Linked DNA regions of Homo sapiens: region 1 is linked to region 2. The links are chromatin loops, found by intact Hi-C in ENCODE. Cell type or tissue: MCF 10A. All regions are shown on one strand.

Region 1 (8,000 bases), 1.2 Mb before region 2:
GGCCATTTAAATAAAACGGGAAGGAAAGCACAGAACCGTCTCTGTGAGATAACCTAATTTTAGGACAAAGCTGTCCACTCTACAGCATATATCTGACTGGGGTAATCATGCCACATTTTCACTTAGCACTAACTTAATTACTTCCAGTGTGGATTTCAATATTGCAAGGCGTTCCTGCATCTCTACAGTCACACTGACCTAAATTAGGGAGATTAGTATAGCAGTTTCAAACAATTTTTTCCTAACTTTTAAACACTTTCCAAATATTCCCTACAAAATTAACTGACAAAGGTGGACTGTGAATTACATCTATGGAAGCATCTGTTTGGAACCACTTTTTTTGCAGCTCCTACATGGCTTGCTTTTTAAGATTTTGTAAAATGTGAGAACATATGAATAAAATTTGACGCCAGGGAAAAGAAGGGCAAAAAAAGTTGACAGGCTTTATCTGCTGCCTTAGAGAACATGAAGAAGACCCAGAAACTACCTTTCAACACTCGCCAGCCGCTCTGCACAAGATGAGACAACAGCCAAGAGATGAACATAAACATGTTTGGAAACCTGGGGGAAGCCCTGCATTGCTCCAAGACCAAGCGGGCAGGGCCTCTGAATGTAACTAAGGCATGAACTAACTGTTTCCTCTTCTGTATCCACTGGAGCTAATAAAAAGCATCCCCTAGGACCACAAATAAAACAAAACAAAGAGACATATTTTATTTCCAGGATTTTCTGTAGTGGCTAGCATGAACCAACTGGAGAATATTCCGCTCTGAGATTGAATTTTGGGTGTTTCAGAGTCAGAGAGCAAAGCTGACTCCCTTCTGGTCTCTTCTCCTCATTGTTTCTGGGACTCTGAATGCCCAGCCCTCCTCAGGCACTATGTAGCACATCAAAGGTCGACTTTGAGTTCCATGGAGTGCCAAGGCCAGGAGTTCACTTCGCCTTTTGTTTTCTTAGCAATCTGTGTTTCACTGGGACACAGATGGACAACAGTTGAATATCAAACATGGTAAATGGAGCCTGGGCAACATAACAAGACCTTGTCTCTGCCAAATAAATAAATAAATAAATAAAATAAAATAATCAGGGCAAGTGGCACACACCCCTAGTCCCAGAGAGGCTGAAGTAAGATCGCCTGAGCCTGGGAGGTTGAGGCTGCAGTGAGCTGTGATTGCACCACTGCACTCCATGCTGGGTAACAAAGTGAGACCCTGTTTTCTAAAATAATAAGAAAACAGAAAAGAAAAAAAGATGGTGAATGGGATTCACTTGATGTTTAAATGGCGATTCCTAATGGGAATGTTTCTTCCTGGTCTTTCTGGACATTGCCTGAGATAGCTAAGGTAGTTAGCAACATGGTAACAACTTCTGTGCTCAAAAAGAAACTGAAGGGGAGGTGTCCATATGTATTCAACACTTTTCTTTTTCCTCTCCTGCAAATAATTAGTAGCTACCATTCTGAATTGATGAGAGTTCAGGTGGTATTTATCCCTGAGGAATTTATTTCCAGCATCTCAATGTTCATAATGCTTTTCATATATGGAGGAGGACGGTGCTAGGAAAAGCATTCAGTTGAGAGCATTCATACAGGCAGAAATGCTCCTGAATTACTGATACAGAGGAAGCCAGTGAAGACCAGTGGCGTGATTGGAGAAATGGTCAGCTCATTTATATTAGTAGGATGTCGCCCAGTGAATTACTGCTTCCTGGCATTATGCACAAAGAAAGAAATGAAAAGAGATCTAAACCCTTTTCTGTTTTCAGAAGATTAGGTGCACATGTTCATTGTTTATTTAAAATCAAAAGACTTTTTATCATTGTCTGCAAAAACTTTAAAGTTATGACTATCATAACTGCCTACTCAGACATTAAGGGATTATAAGACATCATAGATAGATAGATAGATAGATAGATAGATAGATAGATAGATAGATAGATAATTTAGATAGATACAATTTTGTATGTATATATACACAAAATTTCCATAAGTACAAGGACTATTTGTAGACTCTATTTTTCTTTGTCAGTTTGTACATTTTAATTCTAATTATATAATTTAAATTTTACAAGCCTTATTATTTTTGTTTTATACACTCAATATTCATTATGATTTAATATTTATTTATCCTTTACATTGCTTCTTCTTTCTTATATTTCCATGTTTCCATCTGGGATCATTCCTTCTGCTGGAAGAAGTTAAATATATGCAACTGTATATATATATTAGTATGGTTCTATTGGAAACAGATTTTCTCAGATTTCCTTTTTTTTTTTTTTTTTTTTGAGATGGAGTTTCGCTCTTTTTGCCCAGGCTGGAGTGCAATGGTGCGATCTCGGCTCACCGCAACCTCCGCCTCCTGGGTTCAAGTGATTCTTCTGCCTCAGCCTCCCAAGTAGCTGGGATTACAGGCATGCGCCACCACGTCCGGCTAATTTTGTGTTTTTTAGTAGAGAAAGGGTTTCTCCATGTTGGCCAGGCTGGTCTTGAACTCCCGACTTCAGGTGATTTGCCCGCCTCGGCCTCCCAAAGTGCTGGGATTACAGGCGTGAGCCACCATGCCCGGCCTCAGATTTCTTTTTGAGGGGATGCATTGCCATGTCTTTGTTTCATTTTTATTTTTGGAGAATACTCTTTCTACAACAGAATTCTAGATTAGCAGTTATATCCTGTCCTCATTATCGTTGTTCATTTTTTCAAAGTAGAACACGGGTCTTTTCTGTCATTTTGGACCAGAAGATTTCCCACTCAGTGGTCTTCAAGCCACTCAGCAGACAAGGGAATTACTTCTTGCTGAGGATACAAAAATCTCCCCATCTGCTTTGCTCTTACCTTGTTGAGCTTATGGAACTGACTTATTCCCAAGACCCCTTCCTTTGAAACTCCTGTTCCTAAACAGCACATATCCCTAGATTTCCCATGTCTCTTCCTCAGTTTTTTTCCCTGGAGCCTCTTTTTACATCCTTCTGGATTCGTCACTGTTCTTGAAATAATCTGTTCCATGTGATAGAATCGAAGGGCAAGTTGGACAAGGAGGCTTTGCATGGGAAAGAAGTCCATGTGGCAGGAATTGAGGACACTGTTGCTCTACCTTACAGAGCCCAGTCAGTACTGGGGCTCTGTCTTCTCTCTATGCTGTGAAAACCAGAATCTCGTTTGCCAGTCCTGACTTGGTGTCCACTTGGGTGAGGGGCTCTGGCCCAGGTGTGGGTCATTTATTTTTGACCGGGGCCCACCACAGACCCTGAGTTTCCTTCCCAGAGATGAAGACTCTGCTTTGGGTCAAGCAGCTATGCAAAGAGGCGGTGTCTACGAGTGGCTCCTTGGGGGCCTTTCCCTAGTTGCTCTGCAGAGCTGTAAGATTTGCATGTGTCTCTCTCAACCACCTCTGCCCTGAGCTTTCACTACGCTACGTAAGACCAACTCCCTGTTGGGCGTTTCCAAGGGCGAGACACACGCACAATCCTGCCTCAGGAACCCAGCCCCCATTGCCCAGTGCAGGAAGCGTGCCTGGCCTATTGCAAAAGTACCCAAGACGGTCAATTAAATAAAAGCTGCTGAAAGCATAGAGCCTGCAAAAGACTGCCTGGGTATGAACCCCAGTCGACCCTGTGGAAGCTTTTAGAAGTGTGGACTTGGGGATATTATATATGTTCTCTGTAGCTCAGTGTTCTCAAATGGAAAATGGGAAAAACATACCAACTTTGTGGTGTCATAAGTATTCACTGAGTTAATATCGGTGAACACCACCGGAAGTGTTAGCTCTTATCACGTCTTTCTAAAATTAGGATATGCTATTATTGTTGCCCTCTTTAAAAATCATGGCTGGATCCCCCCTGCTGATGTGACAGTTGTTTATCATGCAGTAAGAGTTGCTTTATAATGTCTTCCCTCCTCAAAGTTCATCTTTCCCCAGACCCATCAGTGTCAGCCACGCTACGGAAGAACTAAACAGCTGGCGCCTTCACGCTGTCACTCCATGCCCATGCCAGTGGTGGATGTTGCTCTCTCCCCTGAAATGGTCGTCTCTCCTCTTGGCCTGCCAACCCTGGTGCACTGAGAAATGTATTATTGTCCCCACCTTAGGTAACTGTATTGTCCTATGGGCAGCCTTTTCTAACATTCTCAGATGACACCTCCTGAGTATTTTCTTCATGCTGTTCATTTTTATTATGTTCGCCACGCCTTATCAAGTCTTTGTTTACATGTCCATGTCCATCTCCACTTCTTATGGCTGATGGCTATTTCTGATAGGCGCTCAACAAATTATTTGCCTGGAACTGGAAATACTCGACACTCCTCAATTTGCGGCCTCTTTTTTTCTTACAACTTCTTAATTGTTGTATTCAATATGTAATTTTTACTCTAGGTGTTCAGAAGTATGATATAAGAATTTACGAATAGCATAAACGTTATCTGAAATTATGGAGGCCTAAACCCAAAATTCATCAGACCACATTCTCTCTGCTTCCCAGAATGTATTAGTAGTTTGGCTGATTTAATGCTGGCTGTCCTGGTTACACTTGCCAGCAGGGGGCACCAAAGGGCTACCCTGGGAGAAAGCCCCAGAACTTGCTTCCAAAGTCAGAGTTGACACTGGAGCCTGAAGTTCCCTCATAGACAAGACACCTTCGAAGACAAAGCTTAAGATGGCAATAATGAATTATCCTCCAGCAAAGCCTGAAGAGGACCAGCGAAGCAAGGAAGGAAATCCTCAAACCATTACCTGAGAGACAAATCAGGTGTCAGATCAAAGATGAATTTAGTATTAGAGAGATACTTCTTAAGTAAAGCACAAAATGCATTAACTAAAAAAAGATAGAGAGGCCGGGCGCAGTGGCTCACATCTGTAATCTCAGCACTTTGGGAGGCCGAGGCGGGAGGATTGCCTGAGGTCAGGAGTTCGAGACCAGTCTGGCGAACATGGTGAAACCCCGTCTCTACTAAAAATACAAAAAAAAAAAAAAAAAAAAAAAAAAAAAAAAAATTAGCCGGGCATGGTGGCGTGTGCCTGTAATCCCAGCTATCCAGGAAGCTGAGGCAGGGGAATTGCTTGAACCAGGGAGGTGGAGGTTGTAGTGAGCCGAGATCATGCCACTGCACTCCAGCCTGGTGACAGAGCAAGACTCCATCAAAAAAACAAAACAAAACAAAACAAACAAACAAACAAAAAACAGAGAGAGAGAAAATTTCAATCCACTTGGTCATGTTAAAATTAAGGCATATTGTTTACCAAAGACATCTTAAAGAAAGAAAAGAGACTAATTACAATGTGGTAGAAAATGCCTTCACAATACACACCAGACAAAGTGTTGGAATAAAGAATATGGAATTAATTCCTACACATGAAAAGAAAAGAGCACAAACAGAACAAAAAAAAAAAAGAGAAAATCTTATAAACAGGCATGGACAGAGGAAGAAACGTGTTTCTAAAAGACATGTTTAGCATCATTGGTGATTGGAAAAAATATAAAATAAGCCCACACTCTCTGTTATTTTTTACTTTGGCAACAATTTAATAAAAGTCTGACCATGCTAATTCAGCTGCAATTTAGAAGTCTGACCATGCTAACTTCTTTGAAAGTGTATGGCTCTACAGCATCTTTTATTTTTAAGATATTAGAGATGGGGTATTACTATTGCCCGTGCTGGTCTCAAACTCCTGGATTCAAGCGATCTTCCTGTCTCAGCCTTCTGAGTAGCTGGGACTACAGGCATGAACCGCTGCACCTGGCTTCAAAGCATCTTTGATACTTTGCTGGTGCGAGTATCGATTAATGCAATGACTCTGGAAAAGAGTCGGACATCACCACCAAAAAACCAACCACCCGCATAGATGACGATCCCTCATTTTCACTCCTGGTGCAACCCAACTGAAGCTACCGCATATATATTATCAAAGTCTTGACCAAGCAACTTTACAGCAGCACAGCTCACGTTATCAAAATCCTGAAACCAATAAAGTGTCCATCGATAGGACAACAGCTGCATAAACTCTTGCACATTCACATACTGAAATATTGTACAGCTGTTAAAATTAACTACAGAAATGCATATGTTAAACAAAAACCTTAACAGTATGTGAAAAAAATGCCAACAGACTACACATGGTAAGATATACTATCTCTTTATAAAGTTAAAGGTAACTAGAATAAAAAAAATACTTATTAGTAGCAAATATATGCAATAGGGCAGGCGCCATGGCTCATGCCTGTAATCCCAGCACTTTGGGAGGCCAAGGTGGGTGGATCACTTGAGGTCAGGAGTTCGAGACCAGCCTGGCCAACATGGCAAAACCCTGTCTACAAAAATAGAAAAATTAGCCGGGCATGGTGGCATGCACTGTAGTACCAACTACTCAGGAGGCTGAGGCAGGAGAATAGCTTAAACCCAGGAGGCAAAGGTTGCAGTGAGCAGAGATCGTGCCACTGCACCCCAGGCTGGGTGACAGAGGGAGACTCTGTCTCAAAAAAAAAAAAAAAACACAAGTATATGCAATAAATTTATATAAAAGGGGAAGAAGCGATCATCGTAGACATAGATTATAAGATAATAGTGGGTAAAACAGGAGGATTTGTTGATTGTATAAGGCCTAGCTTTTGTTAGTGGCAGTGGGATTTTCTGGTGTCCATTACGCTATTAACAATACCTAATTAAATAGTTAGCTAAATAAGTAAAATGGGCTATACCTGGAACAATGTTGCAAATGTCACGGACCAGGAGTTACAATTTATCTAACTCAGTGTACCTGAAAATTAAAAATATAATGAAGTCAAAATAACAGTGCCAGACACTGCATGGTCACTTAAGCAGCAACACAGGGTCCTAAGCTTCTGTTGCAATATTAAATGCATCATTTGTTAAAAGAATGGGTCAGAAAGCAATGGTTTGTTTGTTTGTTTGTTTTGTATTCTTTCTGGATGGAAAGTCAGAGAAGAATAAGGCTTAGTAATTGAGTGTTTTTCTTAGGAATAATAAGGAACCAAAAGATAGTGTTCAGATGACTGAAAAGTGTTAGCCTTGGGGATAAAATAGCCCTAGACTTTTGTAGAGCTGTCTCAAGTACCTAGTGAAACAATATGTCACTGTCAGAAAAAATGAGAAGGTAAAGAGTCCAAGACAGGGAACTGACACATGAGGAGAAGATGAGAACTCCGTGGTTTAAACAACCCATGCTTGCAATGACACTGGTCTTCTTTTTTTATTATTATTTTTATTTTTCCATAAGTTATTGGGGTACAGGTTGTATTTGGTTACATGAGTAAGTTCTTCAGTGGTGATTAGTGGGATTTTGGTGCACCCATCACCTGAGCAGTGTACACTGCACCATATTTGTAGTTTTTTTGTCTCTCGTCCCCCTCCCGCTCTTCTCCCCAAGTCTCCAATCTTTGGCATGGGTGCGATGAACAGGGAACACTTCTACACTGCTGGTGGGAATGTAAACTAATACAGTCGCTATGGAAAACAGTGTGGAGATTCCTTAAAAAACTAAAAGTAGAACTACCATTTGATCCAGCAATCCTGCTACTGGATATCTACCCAGAGGAAAAGAAGTCATTATTCGAAAAAGATGTTTGCACACACATGTTTATAGCAGCACCATTCACAATTGCAAAATTGTGGAACCAACCCAAATCAATCAACAAGTAGATAAAGAAACTGTGATATATATATGATGGAATACTATGCAGCCATAAAAAGCAATGAATTAACAGCATTTGCAGTGCCCTGGATGAGATTGGAGACTATTATTCTAAGTGAAGTAACTCAGGAATGGAAAACCAAACATTGTGTGTTCTCACTGATATGTGGGAGCTAAGCTATGAGGACGCAAAGGCATAAGAATGAGGCTGGCCTTCTGTGGAGCTCACTGTGCCTGTCTGCAGGGAGGGAATGCCTTTCTTTATAGTTTTTCACTCTCCTGGGAGACACGGATTTCAGGATCAGCATTATATGCATAATGTTCAAAATAAAATGGGCCAAATGAGATCACATAGGAGTA
Region 2 (8,000 bases):
TAAAAAGAGTATTTCTTCACTTTTAATTATTTTAAATTCTCTTTAGTATTGTCTCTTCCAGGGTTTGGTATCTGTATCTGGTTCCATCATTCCTAAACCTACCTTCAGAGAAAACATCTAATTAATTACCCACACCTTCCATTAAAACCAGAGATTGGGATCATTTTGAATTAGAAGAGACAGACCCTTATGATCCCACAATTGTGTTCCTTGGTTTTTATCCAAATGAGCTGAGAATTCACGTCCACAGAAAAACCTGCGCACAGATGATTATAGCAGCTTTACTCATAATTGCCAAAACTTGGAAGTAACAAAGATGTCCTTTGGTAGATGAGTGGATAAACAATGTGATACATTAAGACAATTGGATATTTTTCAGCACAAAAAGAAATGAGCTATCAAGCCATGACAAGACATGGAGGAACCCTAAATGCATATTTCCCAGTGAAAGAAGCCCATCTGAAAGGCTACGGACGGTAAGAGTTCAACAGTGTGACCCTCTGGAAACGGCAAAACTATGGAGACAGTAAAACAATCGGTGGTTTCCAGGGGCTAGAGAAGAAGGAAAGATGAAGAGGGGATTGCAGAGGATTTTTAGGGCAGTGAAACTATCTGTATGCTACCATAATGATGAACACATATCATTGTACGTTTGTCCAAATCCATAGAATGTACAACACCAAGGATGAACCCTAATGTCAACTATGGATTCTGGTGACGATGACATGTTGATGAAAGTGCCCTGAGGGATTGTTCACAGACCTACACCAGGAAAAGAAGTTTCTGCTCATGAATGCCACTCTGGCTCTCAACCTGTGCATGAGTGAGATCCCCACAGACGGGAGCTCACAGTTCTCTTTCTGCCCCCATTAACCTGGAAGGAATCTGGCCTCAAGAGGTGGGCAAGATTGGATCAGGCACCAGAGGCCTTGGCGGTCATTCTTGTCAGGCAGCCTTGCCAAGCTGGAGGCAGAGGCTGGTGACAGGTGGGACAGCAATTCCAAGGAGAGGTGGTGATGGCCCAAATCAGGGGCATGGCAGAGCCGTGGGGAGAGAGGAAGAGAGATGGAGGGGCAGCAGTGCCGGGATGTGGGGGTTACTGGGAAACAGAGGACAAGCAAATGCGGTGACCGGAGGGGACACCTGCACTTCTCCGTTGGGCAACTTCCCGTGCTCACGGAGGCCTCTCATGTTGTTCGTAAGCTACTGAGGCAGTGTGTGACGAGATGCTGAAACCTTGGCTGGTAAATGCACTTCAGGCCTTCAACTTCCTGGCTACTACAGCCGAGGTGGGGTTTGGGTAGCTGTGAGTAAGCCAGATGCGACGGACCGTGTAGTGATAGAGTCCTCACTGAAAGGTCCAGAAGAAATCCCATAAGGTCATCAAACCCAGGCTCTGAATGGAGTTCCACTAGGACACAGTGGGCCCGTGGATGGTAACTGTCACATCCACAAGGCTATTCCTTGTGGCACAATCTTCGTCATAGGATCATTGAAACAGCTGAACTTGGTGGGAAGAAATCGGGAAACAGCTTTTGTTTTCCTACCACTACCTTGCAAACACGATGTGGATGAACCTTGAAAACATGATGTCGAGTGAAAAAAGTCAGACACAAAAGGCCACAAATTGTACAATTCCATTTATATGAAATGTCCAGAGTAGAGAAATTCATAGAAACAGAAAGTAGATGAATGGTGGGCAGGGGCTGGGAAGAGGGGAATGGGGAGTGACTGCTCATGGGCACAGGGGTCGTTTTAGGAGGGACAAAAATGTTCTGAAATTGATGGTGACAATGGTCGCACAACCTTGTGAATGTACTAAAAACCACTGCATTGTATGCTTTACACAGGCGAGTTGTACAGTATGTGGATTATACCTCAGTAAAACTGGTATATATATATATATATATAAAGAGAGAAAGAGCGAGAGAGTTCCACATTAATTTCCGATAAGCACCCTTTGTAAACTAAAAAAACAAAAGACACTTCATTCAATGCTGTCTATCTTAAACGAACACTTAAATATATCTTTAACGATGAAGGATTAGTACAGTTTTTTCTAACCTTGGAGTGGTGGGGGCCATTTCAGGATCGCCTGTGGGGCCTTGTTCAAATCCACCCTCCCCCCAGCAAAGCACCCCCTTCACTGACCCTGGTCTTCCCACACTTGTGAATCACTACATTAGAAGAATTCCCTGAAAATAGGGAACCAGACTTGAAAACTTGTCATTACCAAAGTTACGTAAGATTGCTCTGGAAGTTCCTTTTTTTTTTTTTTTTTTTTTTTTTTTTGAGACGGAGTCTCAGTCTGTTGCCCAGGCTAGAATGCAATGGCGTGATCTTGGCTCACTGCAGCCTCTGCCTCCCAGGTTCAAGCGATTCTCCTGCCTCAGCCTCCTGAATAGCTGGGATTACAGGCGTACACCACCACGCCCAGCTAGATTGTTCTGGAAGTTCTAGCCAGGGTGCTGTAAGTCAGGAGACAGAGAAAAGAGGTATAATTATCCTAGAAGGGTGTGTGAATCTTTGTTCAGCTAAGTTGACCCTATACCTAAAAAAAGTCCAAGAAAAGTTATTACACTACAACAGAAAGTTCAATTATATAGCTGGATACTAAATACACAAACATCAACAATCTTTTCGTGTTCCTACACAATGAGCCAGTTTGAAATTAGAATTGAAACAGAGTACTTTCACACAAAAAAGCAATAAACTCCCAAATATCTAGCAATAAGCTTAATATGAAATGTGCAAGACCCTGTATGTTGCAAACTGCTCAACCTTAGTAAGAGCCAAAAGAAGCCATGGAGACATGTCCCCAGTCCCAGATGGGGAAATTAAATTTTGCAAAGTTGTTCCACCTTCTGAGATTAATTTGTTGGCTTAATGTGATGCTAAGCAAAATGTTTATGAAAATCGGCAAATGCAAAAAATGAGCAAAACCTGCATGTATTAAGATTGTTACAGTTTATTAAGTGTAAAGTTTATATCCAAAGAAAACCAGTGTAAACACATATCAATCTCTAGTTAGTGGCATACTTGCTGAAAACTTAGGGGGATGTGTACTGATGTCTGCAATTTACTATGAAATGTATGAAAGAATAAGATGGATTGATGGATGGATAGAGGGATGAACAAATGAATAGGTACATGAAAAAGACTATAGTAATCTGCCTCTTATCAGAGCAGAAAAATGAATAAAAAGAAAAAGGAAAATACAGTAGAATGTTAATGAGAGAATCTGGGTGGTATTTGAGTTGTTCGCTAAAATTTTTTCAACCTTGTTTAATATGGGAAAGTTTTTGGCTGGACACAGTGGCTCACGCCTGTAATCCCAACACTTTGGGAGGCTGAGGCGGGAGGATCGATGGAGCCCAGGAGTTCAAGACCAGCCTGGGCAACATAAGGAGACCTTGTTTCTACTAAAAATTTTTACAAAAATTAGTTGGATGTGGTGTTGCATGCCTGTGGTCCCAAATACTCAAGAAGCTGAGGGAGGAGGGTCTATTGAGCCCCGGAGTTAACGGCTGCAAGGAGCTATGATCACGCCACTTCACTCCAGCCTGAGTGAAAAAGTGAGACCCTGTCTCAAAAAAAAAAAAGGTTCATAATAAAATGGGAAAAATACAGAGCAAAGAACAACAAAAACCAAAATGCATATAAAAGAAGATTCCAGCTTGAAAAATATGAGCTGGATAAAGATGGGGTGGAAATGGGCTAAAATGTTAACTATGATGAAATTATAGGTGATTTTTATTTACTTGTTCATACTCCATGCATTGATTGAGCTTTTTCTTTCTTTTTAAAAACAATATCCAAGTACTACTTTTATTTTAATTTTTTTAAACAGGGTCTCACTCTGTCACCCAGGCTGGAGTGCAGTGGTGTGATCTCGGCTCACTATAGCCTCAGCCTCCCGAGTAGCTGAGACTACAGTCATGTGCCACCATGCCCGGCTAATAGTTTATTTTTTTTTTTGCAGAGATGGGGGTCTCACTTTGTTGTCCATGCTGGTCTCGAACTCCTGCTTAAGAGACCTTCCTGCCTTGGCCTCCCAAAGTGTTGGAATTACAGGTGTGAGCCATTGTCCCTGGATCAGGAGTTGCTTCTTATGGATGAGCAAAGAAAGTAGTTTCTTAAGACACAATCTCCTCCTGGTGAAGATGTTGTGAACATTATTGAAATGACAACAAAAGATTAGAATATTCCATAAACTTAGTTGATAAATTAGTGGGATTCTTCCATTTCTCCACCAGGTGACAGCATAAGCACGTCAAAATAGCAAAAATTGTCTCAGAACACAGTATTTGGTCTGACATTGAACATTACTGCTGTTAATTGACTAGGTGTTTATTTTGACATGTTACTTGCACAAAGGATTAGAATATTATGTCAACCTAGTTGATAAACCAGTAACAGGGCTTGAAAAGATTGACTCTACTTTTGAAAGAAGTTCTAATGTGAGTAAAATGCTATCAAAAAGCATCGCATGCTACAGAGAAATCTTTTGTGAAAGGTAGAGCCAATTGATGCAGCAAACTTCCTTGCTGTGTTATTTTAAGAAATTGCCATAGCCAACCCAGCCTTCAGCAATCACCACCCTGATCAGTCAGCAGCCAGCGACATAAAGGCAAGACCCTCCACCAGCAAAATGATTACAACTCACTAAATGCTCACATGATCCTTAGCATTTTTTAGCAATAAAGTGTTTTTTGTTTTTTGAGACTAGGTCTCACTCTCGCCCAGACTCCTGGAGTGCAGTGGCACTATCACGGCTCACTGAAGCCTCAACCACCCGGGCGCAAGCGATCCTCCCACCTCAGCCTCCAGAATAGTTGGGACTACAGGTGTGCACCACCACGCCTGGCTAATTTTTGTATTTTTTGTAGAGATGGGGTATTGCCATGTTGTCCAGGCTGGTCTTGAATTCCTGAGCTCAAGCAATCCTCCCGCCTAGGCCTCCCAAAGTGGCGGGATCACAGGCATGAGCCACCTCGCCCGGCCTGCAATATAGTAATTTTAATTTAGGATACTACATTTTTTTAAGGCATAATACTATTGCACACTGAAGACTACAATATAGAGTAAACATAATGTTTATATGCATTGGAAAACCAAAAAAAATATGCGACTCAGGTTATAGAGATATTTGCATTATTTTGGTGGTCTGGAACTGAACCTGCAATATATCCAAGGTATGTCTGTGGGTGTGTGTGTGTGTGTGTGTGTATGTGTGTGTGTGTGTGTGAGATGTTCATGGCAACATTTATTTTTAATAGAAAAGAAAAGAACTGGCCAGGCGTGGTGGCTCTCGCCTGTAATCCCAGCACTTTGGGAGGCCGAGGCAAGTGGATCACCTGAGGCCGGGAGTTCGAGACCAGCCTGAGCAACATGGAGAAACCCCATTTCTACTAAAATTACAAAATTAGCCGGATGTGGTGATGGGTGCCTGTAATCCCAGCTACTTGGGAGGCTGAGGCAGAAGAATTGCTTGAACCCAGGAGGTGGAGGTTGCGGTGAGCCTGAGATGGAGCCATTGCACTCTAGCCTGGGCAACGAGAGCAAAACTCTGTCTCAAAAAAAAAAAAAAAAAAAAAAGAAAAGAAATTAAAGCAACCAAGATATCTGAATATCTGAACAGGGTCAAAGGGTCAAACTACTAGATATTTGTATAAATGAAGAAACTTGATTTTAGGTAAACAAAGCAAGAATCAAGTATAAGAACCATGTCCAAGATTAGCACCTAAATAGCAGAAAAGCTGACTTTATACTGAGAGAACTATTATACCCTGATTTGTGTATCTCTCCTACCTAGGAACTCAGAATCTTGAGTCAATGGTAAAGTGAAATTATGGGTAATTTTTTCTTTCTTTGTACTTTTATGGATTCTTTGTTCTATACTGAGCATGTATGAATTTTTAATAAAAGTTATAAATAATGAACACATCTGGATTTTATAAATTACTCTACATTCATAAAGCATTCTTCTGCAAGGTGGCAGCATAAGCCCTTCCGAGTACAGTATTTGTCCTGAAATTGAACACTATTGCTGTTCATTGCTCAGTTGTTTATTTTGACATGTTACTTGCACAAGCAAATTATTCATTATATTGTTAATTTTTATGAAAGAATTACTATATATTTATTGCAAAGTTGGTATACAGAATAGGATAAAACTCTAAATCACCTGTTGTGGCACTACTCAGGTATAACCAAGATTAACACTCTGAAATTATCTTCATGTTCACAGATGTGTGCTGGAAACAGGAAATGACATGTTTTTAAAGCAAAATGTGCCACCCCATACAATTGTTTGCTTTTTAAAATTTAAAAAAAAAAAAGTTTGTGGCCGGGCACGGTGGCTCATGCCTGTAATCCCAACACTTTGGGAGGCCGAGGTGGGCAGATCACCTTAGGCCAGAAGTTCGAGACCAGCCTGGCCAACATGGTGAAACCCCGTCTCTACTAAAAATTCAAAAATTAGGCGGGCATGGTGGCAGGCACCTGTAATCCCAGCTACTCGGGAGGCTGAGTCAGGAGAATCACTTGAACCCGGGAGGCAGAGGTTGCAGTGAGCCGAGATTGTGCCATTGCACTCTGGCGGGGGTGACAGAGCAAGACTGTCTCAAAAAATAAATAAGTAAATAATACATAAACAATGATTGCGAGTACATAGTAGGTGTATATAGTAGGAAACTACTGAAGAAGTTTGAAGCTAGCAGAGGCTAGTTCATGAAGCTTAAGGAAAGAAGCCGTCTCCATAACATAAAAGTGCAGGGTGCAGCAGCAAGTGCTCCAGAAGACCTAGCTGAGACCACGGATGAAGGTGGCCACACTCAACAACACATTTTCAATGTAGACGAATGGGCTTATATTGGAAGAAGATGCTACTAGGACTTTCATACCTGGAGAGGCTTCACAGCTTCAAAGGACAGGCTGCCTCTTGTCAGGGGCTAATGCAGCTGGTGACTTTAAATTGAAGCCGACACTCATTTGCCGTTCCAAAAATCCTAAGGCCCTTAAGAATGATGCTAAATCTACTCTGCCTGTGCTCTAGAAATGGAACAAAGCCCGGATGACAGCACGTCTGTCTAGAGCATGGTTTACTGGTTTACCGAGTGTTTTAAGCCCACTGTTGAGAAGTACTGCTCAGAAAAAAGATTCCTTTTCAAATGCTACTACCCATTGACAAGGCACCTGGTCACCCAAGAGCTCTGAGGGAGAGCTCCAGGGAGATTCACATTGTTTTCAGGCCTGCGAGCACAACATGCATTCTGCAGCCCATGGCTCCACGGATCATCTCCCCTTTCAAGTCTTATTGTTGAAGAAGTCCATTTCATAAAGCTATAGCCGCCATAGAGAGCGATTCCTCTGATGCATCTGGGCCAATCCAACGGAAAGGACTCACTGTTCCAGATGCCACTCGGAACAGTCGTGGGTTTTCGTGGAGACAGCTGAGCCCGCGGAAGGAGGCAGCTGGGACAGGGCCCCGCGGCACCGCAGCGCTGTGAGAGCAGAGCGGCTCTGACTGCGCCCGCGGCTGCAGAGCTACCGGCCTGGGGCCCTTCCTCCCGGAGGCGGGGGTGGCGGCCCAGGGGCAGTGGGCGCTGAGCGAGCTTTGGAGCAGCCTGGAAGTCTATGGTAGGGGCGTCCTCGTGGGTGCGTGGTACCAGCTTCACTGTGCCCTGGGGAATCCGATTCTCTGCCCTCCCCTTCAGCTCGGCCTGCTTCTGCACGTTCTGGGGACGATGGTCTTGCCATAGACCCCGGGAGCCAGATCCCCTCTCACAGGACATGGAGCCCCGGGGCGTGAATGCCAAAGGATACCCAGCCCGGCTTCCATCCGTGATTTCAGCTAGGTCTTCTGGAGAACTTGCTGCGATCTCTCCGTCAGCACTTTTATGTTATGGAGACGGCTTCTTTCCTTAAACTTCATGAACTAGCCTCTGCTAGTTTCAGACTTCTTCTGTACTTTCCTACTATATACACCTACTATGTAC

The links. A loop is a pair of places that touch in the nucleus more often than their neighbours do. Peaks named below come from ENCODE experiments on the same cell type or tissue, not always from the same donor. Only the 100,000 strongest peaks of a DNase experiment are listed, where the experiment ranks them.
Region 1: a loop joins it to region 2, with 8 times the contacts of the local background. A loop is called at or near these places in 8 of 110 quality-filtered maps.

Annotation. Positions count from the first base shown.
Region 1 is chrX:8,738,796-8,746,795 of GRCh38, forward strand. No RefSeq gene overlaps it. Among named protein-coding and RNA genes, the nearest start is that of ANOS1, 11 kb to the left of the region's middle. In MCF 10A, CTCF peaks have their summits at 11 and 4,531 (motif pointing right); a DNase peak (open chromatin) is centred at 4,546.
Region 2 is chrX:9,984,705-9,992,704 of GRCh38, forward strand. No RefSeq gene overlaps it. Among named protein-coding and RNA genes, the nearest start is that of CLDN34, 21 kb to the left of the region's middle. In MCF 10A, a CTCF peak has its summit at 4,266 (motif pointing right); no DNase peak of the experiment used is centred here.